3 separate regions of the Mus musculus genome follow, and regions 2 and 3 are each linked to region 1. A link is a loop called in an ENCODE intact Hi-C map of the cell type or tissue named here. Cell type or tissue: heart. All regions are shown on one strand.

Evidence for each region. Hi-C counts contacts between places; a loop is a spot of excess contacts. Peaks named below come from ENCODE experiments on the same cell type or tissue, not always from the same donor. Only the 100,000 strongest peaks of a DNase experiment are listed, where the experiment ranks them.
Region 2: a loop joins it to region 1, with 2.1 times the contacts of the local background. A loop is called at or near these places in 8 of 42 quality-filtered maps.
Region 3: it touches region 1 in a loop (5-fold over the local background); 2 of 42 quality-filtered maps call a loop at or near these places.

Annotation. Positions count from the first base shown.
Region 1 is chr4:124,799,102-124,804,101 of GRCm38, reverse strand. It overlaps Inpp5b (inositol polyphosphate-5-phosphatase B), which reads right to left. Exons shown (of 24, transcript NM_008385.4): 23 at 4,223-4,334; 24 at 2,591-3,396. The coding sequence ends at 3,281. It overlaps Mtf1 (metal response element binding transcription factor 1), which reads right to left and starts at 1,553. Exons shown (of 11, transcript NM_008636.4): 1 at 1,459-1,553. In heart, CTCF peaks have their summits at 1,827 and 2,039 (motif pointing left); DNase peaks (open chromatin) are centred at 1,561 and 1,911; H3K4me3 peaks cover 2,359 bases; H3K27ac peaks cover 1,391 bases.
Region 2 is chr4:124,749,035-124,754,034 of GRCm38, reverse strand. It overlaps Inpp5b (inositol polyphosphate-5-phosphatase B), which reads right to left. Exons shown (of 24, transcript NM_008385.4): 7 at 2,343-2,723. It overlaps Gm12915 (predicted gene 12915), which reads left to right and starts at 2,681. Exons shown (of 4, transcript NR_151694.1): 1 at 2,681-2,928. In heart, CTCF peaks have their summits at 2,138 and 2,342; a DNase peak (open chromatin) is centred at 2,534; H3K4me3 peaks cover 2,281 bases; H3K27ac peaks cover 1,634 bases; H3K27me3 peaks cover 452 bases.
Region 3 is chr4:124,934,593-124,939,592 of GRCm38, reverse strand. Cdca8 (cell division cycle associated 8) reads left to right here and starts at 2,676. Exons shown (of 10, transcript NM_026560.4): 1 at 2,676-3,004; 2 at 3,110-3,238. The coding sequence starts at 2,911. It overlaps 9930104L06Rik (RIKEN cDNA 9930104L06 gene), which reads right to left and starts at 2,545. Exons shown (of 5, transcript NM_177573.3): 1 at 2,260-2,545; 2 at 876-1,153. The coding sequence starts at 1,150. In heart, a CTCF peak has its summit at 2,674; a DNase peak (open chromatin) is centred at 2,612; H3K4me3 peaks cover 2,759 bases; H3K27ac peaks cover 1,926 bases.

The DNA of each region.
Region 1 (5,000 bases):
AGAATCAAACACACATACTCAATCACACAGAGGCAAACCAAAGCAAAAAAAAAAAATTATGTTCCTTGGAAATACTTAAAATCTGACACAATCAGTCACTGACAAGGAAAAAGCAAATCTTTTTTTTTCCCCCAAAAAATTCAAAGTTGGCATTCACAAGACCTTCTACTGTCACATACTTTAAAGATGGATCTATGAAGCTAAGGAGGATAAAAGAGCAAACAGGTGGCTGTTTAAAGAAAGAGTGGCTACAAACCTTCAGTGAGGTGCTCCCGTCCCAATGCCCTCCCTCCCCGCAAACACACCGTGAGGCAGTGCCACGGCCTCATGTAGTTGGTGGTGCAGAAACAACACTCTGAACATAACCACCTCCAAACCCTCCTTTTGCCCTTTACTGCTTGGACAACCTATCCGTGCCTGCTTTTCTACAGTGGGACCAGGGCTTCCTGTTTCATACAGAAAGAGAAACTGCAGGTAAAGAAAAAGGGTGGCTTCCTTCTGTCATTTCTAGAACACATCAGGTGGAGGGGCTAAACCCTAATAAGGAGTAGCTGATGCAAATCACTTTAATTATTTATATCGTAAAACATGATCTGGACCAGAGAGTACACTTGTACAGAGTGACTAGGCTTTCTGACCCGAAAGGCTGACTTAACATAAGCAATACTGACACGAGCAGCTCAGGAAATATCAGCAAAATGAATGACAGACATGCAGACGGTCTCTTTTTGAAGATAGCCTCTTGAGGAAATTACCAAATTTGAAGCTTTCATGGTCTGGAATGGTGATTCCTCCTTCACCCGAAAACACACAGGTTCTACAAATGTGGGTTTGGCAGACACAAAAGGAGAATTTAAAATAACCAGCACATCACTTAGTTCTCAACCTGGTTCTGCACTTTCTCTTCAGCTCAAGAGTCGGCAAAGTGAGCCTTTACTAGCCGGAGTGACAAGCAGGCGAGGTAGTTACCAGGCACAGGTCAAGGGATCTAATCTGAGAGGAACCAGCCCGAACCTTTGCTTACGCAACCCCAGAAATACACGTTTCTCGGTGTCTGAGAGGAGAGATAAGAGACCCGGTGGGCTGCCCCGGGAAACGCAGAGACCAACTTTCTGTAACAAGACCAGGAGGTGTGAGGGTGGCCGAGGACTGCGAACCCAGCACCTCTGAGAGACTAGCATGAGGACCCTGACCGGGAAAGCACCCCTAGTCCAGGGCTACAGAGAAAAACCCCGAGGCAGTCTGGGGGCTACGAGCTGGGCTAAGAGGGGCAGGGTCCGGGTCTCCATGGAAACAGAGAAGGGGGGCTGGATACCCATCCCCATGGAAACGGAGGAGGGGTGGGGTCCCTCGGGTGAGTGGAATGAAGTCTCAGCCGGGAATGGCTACGGCAGGGAGCCCCAGTCCCGCACCCCCCGGATAGTTCCAGCCCCAGCCGAGTCCAGCCTCTGCTTTTACCTCCGCGGCTCCCGGCAACGGCGGCAGCAGCAGCTTCTCCCCTCCCAAGCGGCACCATGATTGCCCCCACCTGTCCCTAGCGTCACTTCCGCTTCCGCTTTCCGGAGGAAGGAGAGGCCCGGGGAGCCCTGGGCCTGCTGCTGTTCGTGATTGGCTTCTACTCTCCAGGGGGCTGAGACCGCGCCTCTCCCCAGCGGGCTGTGGGCGGAGCGAGTGGAGTCTGGCGCTCCGGTGCCGCACCGGGAAGCTGACCATAGAGAGCGGGCTGTTTCGAGCGCGGGAGGATACGCGACATCAGCGGTGAAGTCGAGGTGTTCTCAGCCCCAGCTGCGTCCACAGCTGCAGCAAGAAGGCTGCAGTCAGCCGCCGCCTTCCAGATGCGTAGGCCAGCCCACGGCATCCCTCTCCTCGCCCCACTGTACCCACGCAGCATAGTTCACCTGGCTGAGGCTCCCCCCCAGGACCGGAACGCTGAGCAGAGCCCTCCAGAAACTTCTCGTTCTCACGCGCCCGCGGGAGCTAGCGGTTCCAACCTTCCTTAAGGAGGGTTTTTGCTCTAGAAAGGGTCAGCGCCACCTACTGGCCAGTCCCCTGTCAGCTCTTAACACTTATCCTACCCACCCTTGAAATCCACTCGGTGGTAGCAATATTTCAAAGCCCAAGAAGATACTTTTCTCGTGTTTCTATTATATTCCTGTATATGTAATTTTTAGACTCTCACATAAGCTAATGCTTATTTACCCCATGAACGACTTCTCTCGAATGTTTACGTTGGAGCAGTGCTCTTAGAGGCTAGATCAGGGTTCAGGCCCAAACTGCTGTGCCATTCCCTCTGAGTAAGGTTGAATAAGTGACTCTGGCGCACCAGCATGCCACAGATCAGCTGCTCTGTTCTTAAGCCACAAAGGACTAGCTGCCAGGAACTACCATCTCTTGAGAGAGGAGGATTGGGGAAGAGAAGACCAACTGACTGCTCTGACCTTAGAGTTCTTTTGAAACCAGAACCCACATTAGATGGCTCACATCCAGCTTCAGAGAGATCTGAGCCTCTGGCCTCTCCTAGCACATTCACACATGCATGTACCACCACCACCACACACATACACATAACTAAAAAAAGAGAGAACCATAGTCACCATTAAAAATACATTTTCATTAAAATATATTACATATATGAGAGGTGCTGCATTATATACAGTTGGGAGGACTGAATATCCTACAAAATCCCACTTGTTTCACCAGAACCCCCTTTCTTCAGTGCTCTTGGGGGCGACTGAGAGGCCTTGGAGTTGAGCAGAAAGGGAACAGGTGCCCTATGCATGAACATGTTTGCGGCTTGGACAGTGGAAGCATCTGGATGGCTAAAAGTTGTTTATCCAGGAACCTCTAAGCAGAGTCCTGCCGCCCCAAGCCATTCTCCTTCAGGGACTTCAGTTAGTCCAAGTATCTGACCATGAGATGCTCAGTACGGGATATGGGGAACTCACTGACTGCATGTCCTGGAGGCTGGCTGAATAAGGCAAAGTACAGTTACTTAAAACTTTTAAATAAAAATGAATAGGGAGCTATTTGTGTTAAATAACTAGAGTTGAATGTGGAACGTCAGTTCTACTATGGTGGATTGCCCCCATGTCTTCACAAGTCAGCATGGGTGTGCTAGCCAATGGCATGGAGAAGGGGCAGGTCTAGGCTCAGGTAGAAGAAACAGGTGGCTGCCATTCTTCCAGCAGCCTCAGACCAGCTTAAGGCAGTTCTTGAGCTGAAACAGGTGGGGCTGACAATTGTGGCTGCCTTAAGGAAAACAGGAGAGGAGTAGTGAGGCTCAGAGTGGACCGCAGAGGAACTGGTGAATAAACTCTTGGGCCTTCTTCTTTTCCGCCATGTCAAGCTTTTGGTGACGAGCTGGGTTCCGGAGCAGTAAGCTGCCAAATATGCTAGCTGTGCATGACAGAAACAGAAAATACCACTTAGCAACTGGGACACGGGGGTGATTAGGAGAGAGAACAGACTACCTCAAGCACTCTGTGTTAAAGGCAGGGCCTGGGTGCCTTGAACTCAGGGGCTCCACCTGCCTCTTCCTCCTGAGACTGGGATTAAGGCATGTACCTCTATGCCCAGGTAGTTCCTTCCTGAAAGCACAAACAACTGGGGGGTGGGGGAGAAACAAGTCTCTATTCCTACCAGTCTTTAGTTCCAGGCCAGGCAGAGCTATACAGTGGGAGGCTGCCTCAAGAAATAAAGAGGGGCTGTGGAGATGGCTCCTTAAGTTAAGTGCTTGCCATGCAAACATGACAGAGGACCTGAGTGCAGATCTCTAGCTCCCACTTAAATGTACCTGTAACCACAGTGATGTGGAGGGAGAGAGAGGTGGGTCCTGAGGCCTTGCCAGCCAGCTAGTCTAGCTAAAAGAAGGAACTAGCACAAGGGCTTGCACATGGTAGGTAAGGGTTCTACCATTAAGTCATACTTCCAGTCCCCAAAAACATTATTTGCATAAACTTTGCCCAAAACAAGGCATGATGGTGCATATGCAGCACTGGGGACCAAAGCAAGAGGATGCTGAGTCCAAGGCCAGGAGAGTGAGTTTGAGGCCAGCTTCAGCAGCATAACTTGACCGCCTTTTAAAAAGTTAAAACAAAACAAAGCTTCCTCAGAGCTTGGGGGGCCAGGGGAGCAAGGGAGAAGAGAAGGGAGGGTGAGCATTAATTCAGCTTCCTTTCTTAGTGATTCTGAACAGATGCTTGTACGACACTTGGCCACTTACCTAGAATATTCTCATCCAAATGATTGTTTGCTGAATTTTTCAGCAGTTCTTGCAAAAACGCCATCAAGTAGTTGAAGACATTTTTGTGGAAGCTGGGGAGGGTTAAAATTATCTGAAAGAGGGAGAAGGTGGGGTTTGCGGCTTCACTCAGTTACATGACAAGGTGCCCCTTATATATCCCCTTGTATTCCAGGAACTGAGAATCCACACAGAGCTGATCACTCACCACTTGGCACAAGTATCCAAAGGGAACAAAGGGCAAACGCTGCTGCATGGACTTAGAAGTCAGACTTCTAAAACTAAAAGTCGCAGACTTAAGGGAATCAAGGCCTTTTAGTTGGGTCTTGAATACAAGACAAAACGAGACTTGGAGCAGCAAGGATTAGGGTATTGGAGGCAAAGAAGGCAAGAGAAAGCAAACTGTTAAGTAGGAAGAGCACGAGCTGTCAAAGTCGGCAGAAACCTACAGCGGCACAGGTGTTAGGCTTAGAAGGGTTAGCCAGACCGGAAGCCAGTGACTAGCCCACAAATGTGCACAACAGAATCAGCTGGAGAGCTGGGGCTCGGAAAAGGAAGGTTCCAGAAGGTTCACAGATGAAATGGATATAAGTGAAGGTGCTGGAACCCGTACTGTTCGCAACTGTTCTATACGAGCCTATCAATCATGGAACTGGGCGTGGTGATGAACACTGGTGATCCCAGGACTTGAGAGGCTGAGGCAGAAGGATGGTGAATTGGAGATCAATCTGGGCCACACTGAGTTCCAGGTCAGACTGAG
Region 2 (5,000 bases), 50 kb after region 1:
AAGGAGTTTGGGGGAGAGAATCACTAAAGTGAGCTCTTCCTTTAACAAGGCAAAAGAATGGGCTGAATGCCAGAGTCAAATACTCAAACCTCCAAGACGCTTCTGTTTACAAGGTCCACCATGCTGCTACACTGACCCTGCACCCGCTCAGTTCTATTTATACACTAGCCAAGCAGACCTTTCCTCAACAGAATTTCAGCTTCTGAAGAACAGCTGTTTGGTTTTTAGTCCATTGTTGTTGGGGTATTTGTTTGTTTGTTTGAATGACATGCATGGTGTTTCATTTCATGTAGCCCAACCGGCCACTGGCCTTGCGCTCACTGGTATACCTACAAGATGGCTGTAAACTCCTCGCTCCGAGGCTTCCACCTTTCACCTGCTGGGATTACAGGCATCTGCTACAGCACCTGGCTACCAACAGCCCTGGGAAGCGGCATTTCGCCCTGGGTTAGTTCCCCAGGTTTTGGGGAAGTGGGTATTTTGATGGTCTACACATCGGAAGAATCAAAACCCACTACTTGTTTCCACCTGGGGCTGGATCGACTGGTGTGCACCCAGAGGTGGCTCAAAGGGTTCCTTCCATTTCTTAAAGAAGAAGTGACTCTCTGTTGAGACCAGAGCAACTCTGGAATCAGAGATGACCCAAACAGAAATGGGGGCTTGGTTTGGTACCATCCTTTCCAGTTTCAACAGCAACAACTTAGCAGTTCCATAATCTATTATTGGGTATTATGGTGGGGATGAATCTTTAGAATTAAAAAGTCAAAGCAAGCCGGGTGGTGGTGGCACACGCCTTTAATCCCAGCACTTGTGGGGGGCGGGGGGAGGGGGGACAGAGGCAGGCAGATTTCTGAGTTTGAGGCCAGCCTGGTATGCAAAGTGAGTTCCAGGACAGCCAGGGCTACACAGAGAAACCCTGTCTCGAAAAAAAAAAAAAAAAAAAAAAAAAAAAAAAAAAAAAAAAAAAAAAGTCAAAGCAAAATCTTGACAGTAATTTCTCTCCAGGATGTGGCTAGTTTTCCTTTGTGAAGTGAGATCAATGCTTCTGCGATCGGTGCACATATTTCACCCTGGGGCAGATAACTCTTTTCAGAGCTGGCTGCCCTGCTTTCTCATGGTCTATATCTCTCTACTAGAAGCCCCAAAAAGCTCCCAATAGCTCAGCTCTGGCTCCTGGGCAAAAGACAGAAGCCACCTCTTTTGTGCTGCCACATTGCCTGTTCTCTGCTCCACTGCATTTCTGGTAGCCTGTTGTAAAGGTCAGGAGACAGAGGTTAATCTTAAAACACTCACCAGTCCCGGTACCACAAACCAGAAGCTCATGACAACTGAAGCAACAGCTGTGCAAGTGAGCTCTGAGATAAGCCCGAGAAAGATGCACACTATCTACACCATCAAGGGCTCCGGTGGCATCTTGTGGTAGCTTCGAGGAAGGAAAGGCTGAGGAAGTCCTCTGCTGCCTAGTTTCCTAGTTTTACAAACTCTTGCCCAACCTATCACCTCGCCCCAACTCCTCATACTTTTCAAGCCTCATAATTGCAAACGTCCTGGCCCATACTTGACAAGGCTACTTGACGGGACTTTCGTCGCTAGGAAAGGACAGACTGGAATGGCAGAAATGGGTACTTGTGATTGCGCCAAAGCCCTCAGGAGCCTGGTGCTTCATGGACAACACCCTGGGGAAAACAAACGCCAGGGAGCCCTAAATCACAGGGCTGACCCAAATTTCAGCCCCGAGCCTCTCTCTCTCCCTCGGCAATGGACAGTGCCTTGTCCAACAATTAGCCTTTGTGCCGCACATTATCCACCAAGGGATAAGAGGCAAAAACCTGGTTGGGGTCACCTGTTCACCTCATCCCCGAGGGCCTCCAGTCTCACGGTAGCCACGGCTCCCTGCACTCCAGCTACATGCACTCTGTCCCAGCGGCTGTAGAGCACAGAAAATGCTAGCACTCGCCAAGCCTCATCCGAAGACAACCCTGTCACCGTCGCGCACACCCCCACAGACACACAGCACCCTCGAAAGGCCAGGACTGAGGAACTACCTCGGCCGGAGAAACCAAAACGCCAATGGGAGTAAGCAAGCAGCACGAGGTCACACACCCGGCCATCAACCGGGCTTCCCTAACCCCTCTGCCTTAGGACTCCCGGGTACCTGCCGGTCACCGGCCTGTAGCCCCCACGCCTGGCGGAGAGTAACTTCCCAGCAGAACTTGAGCCGCAGCATCCCCGCCTCGCCGATGGCCAAGGCCTTGACCTTCGCCCCCACGCAGCCACCTGCCAACCCGCCAGTCCTCCCGAAAACCCAACACCGTAGCCCCGCTCCGCAGAGACCGCCCGACCTGCACAGTCGCGCTCCCGAGAGCCGCCGCCTGCCGACATTTCCCAGTCTGCTTCCTCAAGCGCTTCATCCCGCCGCCCGGCGAGCGGTCTCCGTCCTCTCACAGGCCCGCCCTCATGCATCTCCTCCGCCAATAGAAATTCCGGCTCCTCAGCGGCTCCGCCCCAAAGCAGAATGTAGCCAGGGCCCCTAGGCAAGACATCCTCCAATCCTCGCCGTGCATTCCGAGACTGATGCCTGCTTCCTCCAATGGGCGCGAACCCACTCCGGGTACCCGGGTCCGAATTCCACTCGCGCGGTTTCGGCGACTCGGCATCGGGCTCCGCGCATGTGTGTCTTGACAGCCACTCGAACTCGGGATCCCGCGTCTCAGGGTCGAAACCTGTGGCAGGGACAATGGAGCACGGACTGAGCCACGGGGTTGAAAAGCCAGCTGCATTTCTGTAAGATTGTATGTGGTGGAGACTCCCCAAGCCCGCTTCGCTCCTGCTCAGCTTGTATCTGAAATCCAAATGCAATTAACAGAAGTGAAGAAGCTAGGGCTCTGCCAAAGCAGGACTGATTCATTATCCAACAAACTTTATTAGGTGGGGAATTATTATCCCAAGTTTATAGAGGAGGCAACTAAGTTCAGGAAGGATATGCAAAGTAGAGACTTAACCAGATGCAGCACTAAAGAGCAGGCTGGAGATTTAACTTCCCTCATCCTTCTTCTGAAACCTCCTGGCCACTACAGACAAACTAGAAATAAGCTATATTGCGTATGTTATTTAATGTACTATTAAGACAAGTCCTCTGGGGCCTGGGATGCAGCTGGTTAGGAGTACTTGCCTAGCGTGCACCATCAAGCTATGGGTTGGATATCCAGCACCACATAAAACTGGTGGGGGGCTGAGGGAGAGAACAGACATCCATAATCTCAAAGCTCAGGAGGTAAAAGCGGGGGGGGGGGGGGGGGCACGACGACGACGACGACGACACCAGAAGTTCAGGATCAGCTTGAGCTACTCTCATAATCTCAGGCTTTAGGAAGCAAGGAAGATCGTGAATCCCAGACCTGAGCAACATGTTGAAACCTTGTACACACACACACACACACACACACACACACACATACACACACAAAGACAACCTTCTGGTACTCCTAATCCAATGTGTACCCCTCCCCTGCAGAAGTTCCTGAGCAACCTCTACTTCTGACTCAAACCCAGTCCTGACTCTCAAACCTTAGCATTAACCCTTCTTGCTAAACCCTTCTTGTCTTGCCTGCTCGGCTTGTATAACTGCATGAACCAGATCCAACTGCATTGAGGAAATCTAAGCTCAAGTCCTGGGTTGTGGCATGGCTAGGCACTGCTTTCAAAGCTGAAGTCTGAAGAAGTGGAAAAAAAAAAAAGTCCACATTCACATACAGAGAGTGGCAGAGCTGGGGTCTCAACTAAAATTGTGGCATTTTGTGGGTCTTAGTGTCAAAAACCTACTTGTTACTTCAACTCATGAATGGTCTCAGGATAAGTTTCTTATATTTGCTGTGTCAGCTTGTACAAGATACTTAAAAGCCCCTCTCCTTTAAAAAAAACAATATTTTTAAACTGGGAGGTGGTGGTGTACAGCTGGACACACAGAGGTCCACCTGCCCCTGTCTCCTGAGTACTGGAATTAAAGATGTGTGTTACAATACCTTGCCATTATTAGTCTTTTTAATTGCAGAATTGAGGTCAATGGGAAAGACTAGACTCTTGGGGTTCCTAGAACTGGGGGGGGAGGTGTCCTAAAACTTGGGTCAGAAACTTACTCATCAATAAAACAGGAAATCCACTCCTTACTATTCTTGCTCCAGAAATGAAACAAGATAACCACAGTTTGTTTTGCATCATGTAGATAGCTAGGAAAATGTCTGGCTTACGGTAGGATTTCAGTTTGAAGTGAGCTTGCCCCTTTCCTCACCTGTCTGTTTCTTCACTGAGGCACTACCTCACCCAGGGAGGATTAAGGAGGAGAGCCTCATCCCTTCATATGGAAAGTGTTAGCTGGTGGGAATTCAAGGATCTGTCCCTGTCACCCAGGTTCCTTCCTAAGGAAGCCCTGTCCTGATGGTCAGAGCAATAAGAGTTGGTACAGAACTTCCATGTTGGTTACCTCAGACAGGGTGTGGAACCCCCAAGGAAAGAGGAAAGAGGGGGTGAGAAGTCTGCAAGACAGACATAAAAAGTGACATATCCTCAATCAATATCTCTCTCTTCCTCTCTGTCTCTCTGTTTCTGTCTCTCTCTCTGTCTCTCTCTCTCTCTCTCACACACACACACACACACGCCTCTTGAAATAATTCCTCTGGCTGCCTAAGTCCTTCATTTGCACAAACCATGCACACACACACACACACACCTATCTGAACAATACACCCAGCAACTTCAGAACCACCTCCACCTCCTATCTCTATGGGATACACATACACCCATCTCTGAACAATAGTGTTAGGGTTTCCTACCTCTCGTCTCAATCAAATTTAGACAGTTTTCTATTCAATCCTATTCCCAATGAATCTATGTATGAAGAATGGAAGGACTAATCTGGCCTGAACTAGTTTGGGTAAATGGGAAGTTGAGCAAAATTGTGTCCTCTGGTAATATTTCAGGGGAAATTTCTCTACTTACCACTT
Region 3 (5,000 bases), 140 kb before region 1:
CAGGCGGATTTCTGAGTTCGAGGCCAGCCTGGTCTACAAAGTGAGTTCCAGGACAGCCAGGACTATACAGAGAAACCCTGTCTCCAAAAAAACCAAAAAAAAAAAAAAAAAAAAAAAAAAAAGCAGAAAACAGAGTATCTGTGTAACACCTGTGTTGTTACTGTTTCTTGGGCTACTTAGTTACACATGTATCCACTTGTGTGTAGAACCAGGTGGTGGTAAGAAGCCCCAGCTTAAGTGGCAGGCCCACTTCAGATTCCTGGCTCTATTTCTCACGGACTCTGTGATCAGGACAATCAGTTTGAGTTTCCCTTTTCTTGCTTCCAAGTGCATAGACAGGTATAAGGCAGAGGTGTACAAGGTCCCGGACACACAGTCCTTACTCCCAGCTCTCCCTGAACTGCAGTACACCAAGGACAACGACAGAAGAGGGCTGCACTCCTCGCCACCCTCTTCTTTTCTGCTTTTGTAATTTCTTCCATTTATTTAGTTGGTTTGGGGTTATTTTTATTTATTTGTTTGTTTACTTACTTATTTATTTTGAGACTGGGTTTATCTGTGTAGCCCTGGTTGCCTTGGAACTCTCTATGTAGACCAGACTGGCCTTGAACTCAGAGATCTGCTTGTATATGCCTCCTTAGTGCTGAGATTAAACACCTGGCCTGATTTGGGTTGTTTTGTTTTGTTTTAAAGACATGCATGGTCTTACAATGTAGTCCAGGCTGGCCTCGAACTCACAGACATTCAACTTAGCTCCAGCATGATTACTCCTGACTTGCTTTTGTCGATTTCTGTAGGACCCCCTGACTGAGGCTGGGATGCCATGCGGCATTAAGATCTGTCCATCAACAAAGGGGGACAACAGAGCCTCTTACAGCCGCTCAGCTAGCTTGTCCAGAACAACGTCACCAGCCTCCAGCTGCTTGCGCCTCAACCGCTCCTGTAAGTCTGGAAAGGGACGCAGGGCTGGCACATCCTCAAAGCGCAGACTCTGTGCGGCTTGCAGCTGCTCAGCCAGGTTACTGAGAGAGGACAGGAGGGGCGAGCAGTCCTGCAGGGTGCTCTGCCACAGGTTCTGCTGTTCCTCCACCACAGGGAAGCACTTCCTCAGGGCCTCCTGCACAACCAGCAGAGGCTGGTCATGAGCCATTTTCTGGGAAAAAATAAACAAAACAAAAGGGAGTCAGGGTACCAGAAGGGAGGGCCTGCATCAAGGCTGCGTCATTTCCGACCTCAGGAGAAGACCAGCTGTTGGTCTTCAAATAGTCCCAAGGCAATAATGAAAGGTAGGGAGACTTTGGGGGACACAAACAAGAACTCCTAGTCCTGGAAGTGGGCTGACACCTTCAGCCAACAATGAAGGAAGAATTCCTGCAAGTACACTTACCAACTGTGAACAGCCTTTCTTCCTTCCTGCTGTAAATCTTCCATGTTCTAGAAATCTCACCAGGAATCCCATTTACAGAGAAAGGACACACACTACCCCATTTACATCTGTAGGATTTAATACCATCAAAGAATCTTGAAAGCCACCTCACTTACTTCTCTTATCAAACAACTTCTTGTTTGAAGGGAGTCACAAGGGTTTTTAGAAACCCTTTTGAGATGTAAACTGAAAGCCACCAAAATAAGTAATTGTGGCTAATGTAACATGACTTTAATTCCAGCCCTCTGGAAGCAGAGCCGGGTTTTGGGTTTGAGGCCAGCCTGGTCTCAAGAAACTGGGGGAAAAGAAAGAAAATCAACTGCTGATCTCCCTAGAGAATCTCATACCCACGTGGCTATGTCTAACTTTCTGAGATTCTCTGAGGAGCATGCAAGTGTCTTTTATGCCTAGGTGCCTGCCTCTCTCTCTTAATTCTTGTGCTTATGCCTGTATTTAAAACAGCCATAGGCTGGGAGTTGTCGAATGCATCTTTAATCCTAGCACTGGAAAGACAGAAACAAGCAGATCTCTGTGAGTTCGAGGCCAAACTAGTATACACAGAGACTTCCAAGATAGCCAGCGTTATATGGTGAGGCCCCGTAGCAAATATGTTCATGTAACTCTGCTTCATAAATCAGCTAGTGCTGAGTTCTTTTCAGCGTCAGGGCCATCAACTGAGCTCAGCTAGTGCTGAGTTCTTTTCAGCGTCAGGGCCATCAACTGAGCTCAAGTCCTTAAAAGGCTAGGGCAACTCCCCACGCTGCAGAGTGGAGCTGTGTCTCTGTCTTGTAACCGCGGACACTCAAGAATATTGATTCTGGCGGTCCTCTTACCTTCTCTCTGCAGGAAGACCGTTGCTTCGGGTCTTCCGAAGGGGTTTCTTCACGACAGGGCAATCTGCTTTAGACTGCGAGTCTCTGGGGTCTGTCTGTTCCGGGACCTGTGCTTCTGGAGTCAGTCTTGTCGCCTCTCTTTAAGATTTCCAGCCCTAAATCAACAGGAAAACGTAAATCCTGCGATGTCAACGCTGAGTACATCAAAAACTACACCGCGCTTATTCACAAGAACGAACTCACCACTCTACTTCCAGTTAGCACGACTCTGGAGTCGCGAAAAGATGGCGTGTGCCGCAATGACATCTGGGCATTGAAGTCCTCCATGAGGATTGGCTGGCGGAAGGAGAAGAAGCTTTATTGTGATTGGGCGTGGTGAGAACCGTCCTAAGACGGCGATTTGCTATTGGCTAGGCTGTGCCCGTTGAGTTTGAATTGGGTGGCGGTTAACCGAGGAGCCGCCCGTCCCTTAGTTGGAGCTGTGAGGGTTCCTCAGACTGTGTTTTGGGACCTGCAGGTAGGTTTCGGCAGAGTTCTGGAAACCTAGACTCCAACGACTGAACTTTCTCAGCTCTCCGACCGCTCACACCCTCTCCCCGTCTCAGTCGCGGAGCCGGCTGCTTGGCCCCTCGCTCGACGCAGCCAGGCGCCATGGCTCCCAAGAAACGCAGCAGCCGCGGAACCAGGACCAACACGCTGCGGAGCCGGAAGCTCGCCTCCTTCCTGAAGGACTTCGACCGCGAGGGTAAGGGGTGGATTCGCGTGATCGTGGGTTTTGGGTGGGTTGGGACGCGGATGCGACGGCTTCGCACACCTGACGCGGGATCCGTCCGCTTTCACCTCTTTGCAGTGCAAGTTCGAACCAAGCAAATTGAGTCCGACAGACAGACCCTCCTCAAGGAGGTGGAAAATCTGTACAACATCGAGATCCTTCGGCTCCCCAAGGCGCTGCAAGGGATGAAGTGGCTTGACTACTTCGGTAAGAGCTGCTAGCGTTTTCCCCGTGACCAACGAGTGCTTATCTTGAAAGCTTATTGTAGGGACTCATTCAGATGTCCCCTTCTTAATAAGGTCTAAAATAACCACCGGTAGGAAATTGCCATCTGTCATAACTTATAAAAGAATGGTGGGCCCATAGGAAAGAAGTAGGCATGAATTACCCTTCAGATGAGCGCTATTAGGACAGTGCATCTCACCTTCACGTTTGAATGGGAGAGCTTTAGAAGAGATATACCAGAAATAGAATGATGGAGGCCTGAAGGAAGAGGGGCGAGGCCGAGATCTCAAATCTATAGTACAAAGTGAGCTGATAATTGAAGGTTTTTCAGGGGTTGGGGGAGGCTGTTCCGCACTGACATGACCTAACCTATGCTAGCCTACCTGCCAATAGGCAGGGATGCAGTCGCTCAGTAGGACAGTAAGAGTTGTCCTGCAGCTTAACAGCGGAGGGAGAGGACTGTAAGAGCAGGACGCATCATGTCTTCTCAGCATCTCTGTATCCAGGGGGAGTGTTTTGGGAGAACACATCCATCTTTTGGGGAGACCCTACTGCTCAGCCCCACTGGAAACTGCCTGCCATCCAGCCAGGCCAGTGGTAGGCAAACCACTGTCCTTAGCAGGCCAGGTAACAAACAGTCTTGAGTTCTGGAACTGCATTTCTGTTACAGTTCCAAAAGAGCCGTGATGAGTTTGATTTCTGGGCAAACTGAAATGTCAATTTCACATAATTTTCACACATCCGGGAAATACTTGTACAAACTCAGCCTTCTAAAATGAATGAATAAATTAAGAGAAAAATTATTTGTTTTTTGTCAGAGCTCATTTCGGACAGTATCCTCAAACAGCTCTGTCTTGTGAACTACAAAGATAGGAGTAGGCCGGGCAGTGGTGGCGCACGCCTTTAGTCCCAGCACTTGGGAGGCAGGGCAGGTGGATTTCTAAGTTCGAGGCCAGCCTGGTGTACAGAGTGAGTTCAGGGACAGCCAGGGCTATACAGAGAAACCCTGTCTCGAAGAACCAAAATAAAAAACAAAAACAAAAGACAAATCACAAATCATCACGGCCAAATAAATTAACGCAAGCGTTTTCATTAGTGTATGCAGGCTGCCTCCCCCTACGGCTGGGTTTGAGAGATCGGCATTGGATGTGAGGAAGTCAAGTCTCTTACAGCTCAGTGGTTGGGTGGGGGGGGGGTGCGTCTTCAAATGGGGGATTTAGCAAGCAAAATGGGCGGGGTTACAGAAGCAGAACATAAGCAGAACAAGTTAGTCTCCTTCTGAAACAAAGCCAGGTGAACATAACAAGATAATCATAGCCGAGCAGTGGTGGTGCACGCCTTTAATCTTGGCACTTGGGAGGCAGAGGCAGGTGGATCTCTGAGTTCGAGGCCAGCTTGGTCTACAAAGTGAGTTCCGGGACAGCCAGGGCTACACAGAGAAACCCTGTCTTGAGGAGAAAAAAAAAAAGATAAGAGTGGTTTTCTGACCAGAGAAAAATGTCAGCCCATTTCCCGCCATTTGTGAAACCCCTGAGGAAGCATGGAGGCTCCTTTCTCTCCAGCTGCTTCCTCTGCCTTCCTCATCACTATATCTACCAGTGTGCCTCCTCCTTCCTAGGTACAAGTGCATGTTTTGCTAACAAAATTCTTCTGTCATGCCTTATTAATCTTTCTGTTCATTCATTTCTACAAAGTTAAGTGTCACTCACTAGGCTAGGCACTAAAGATGCACCTAGGAAAAGCA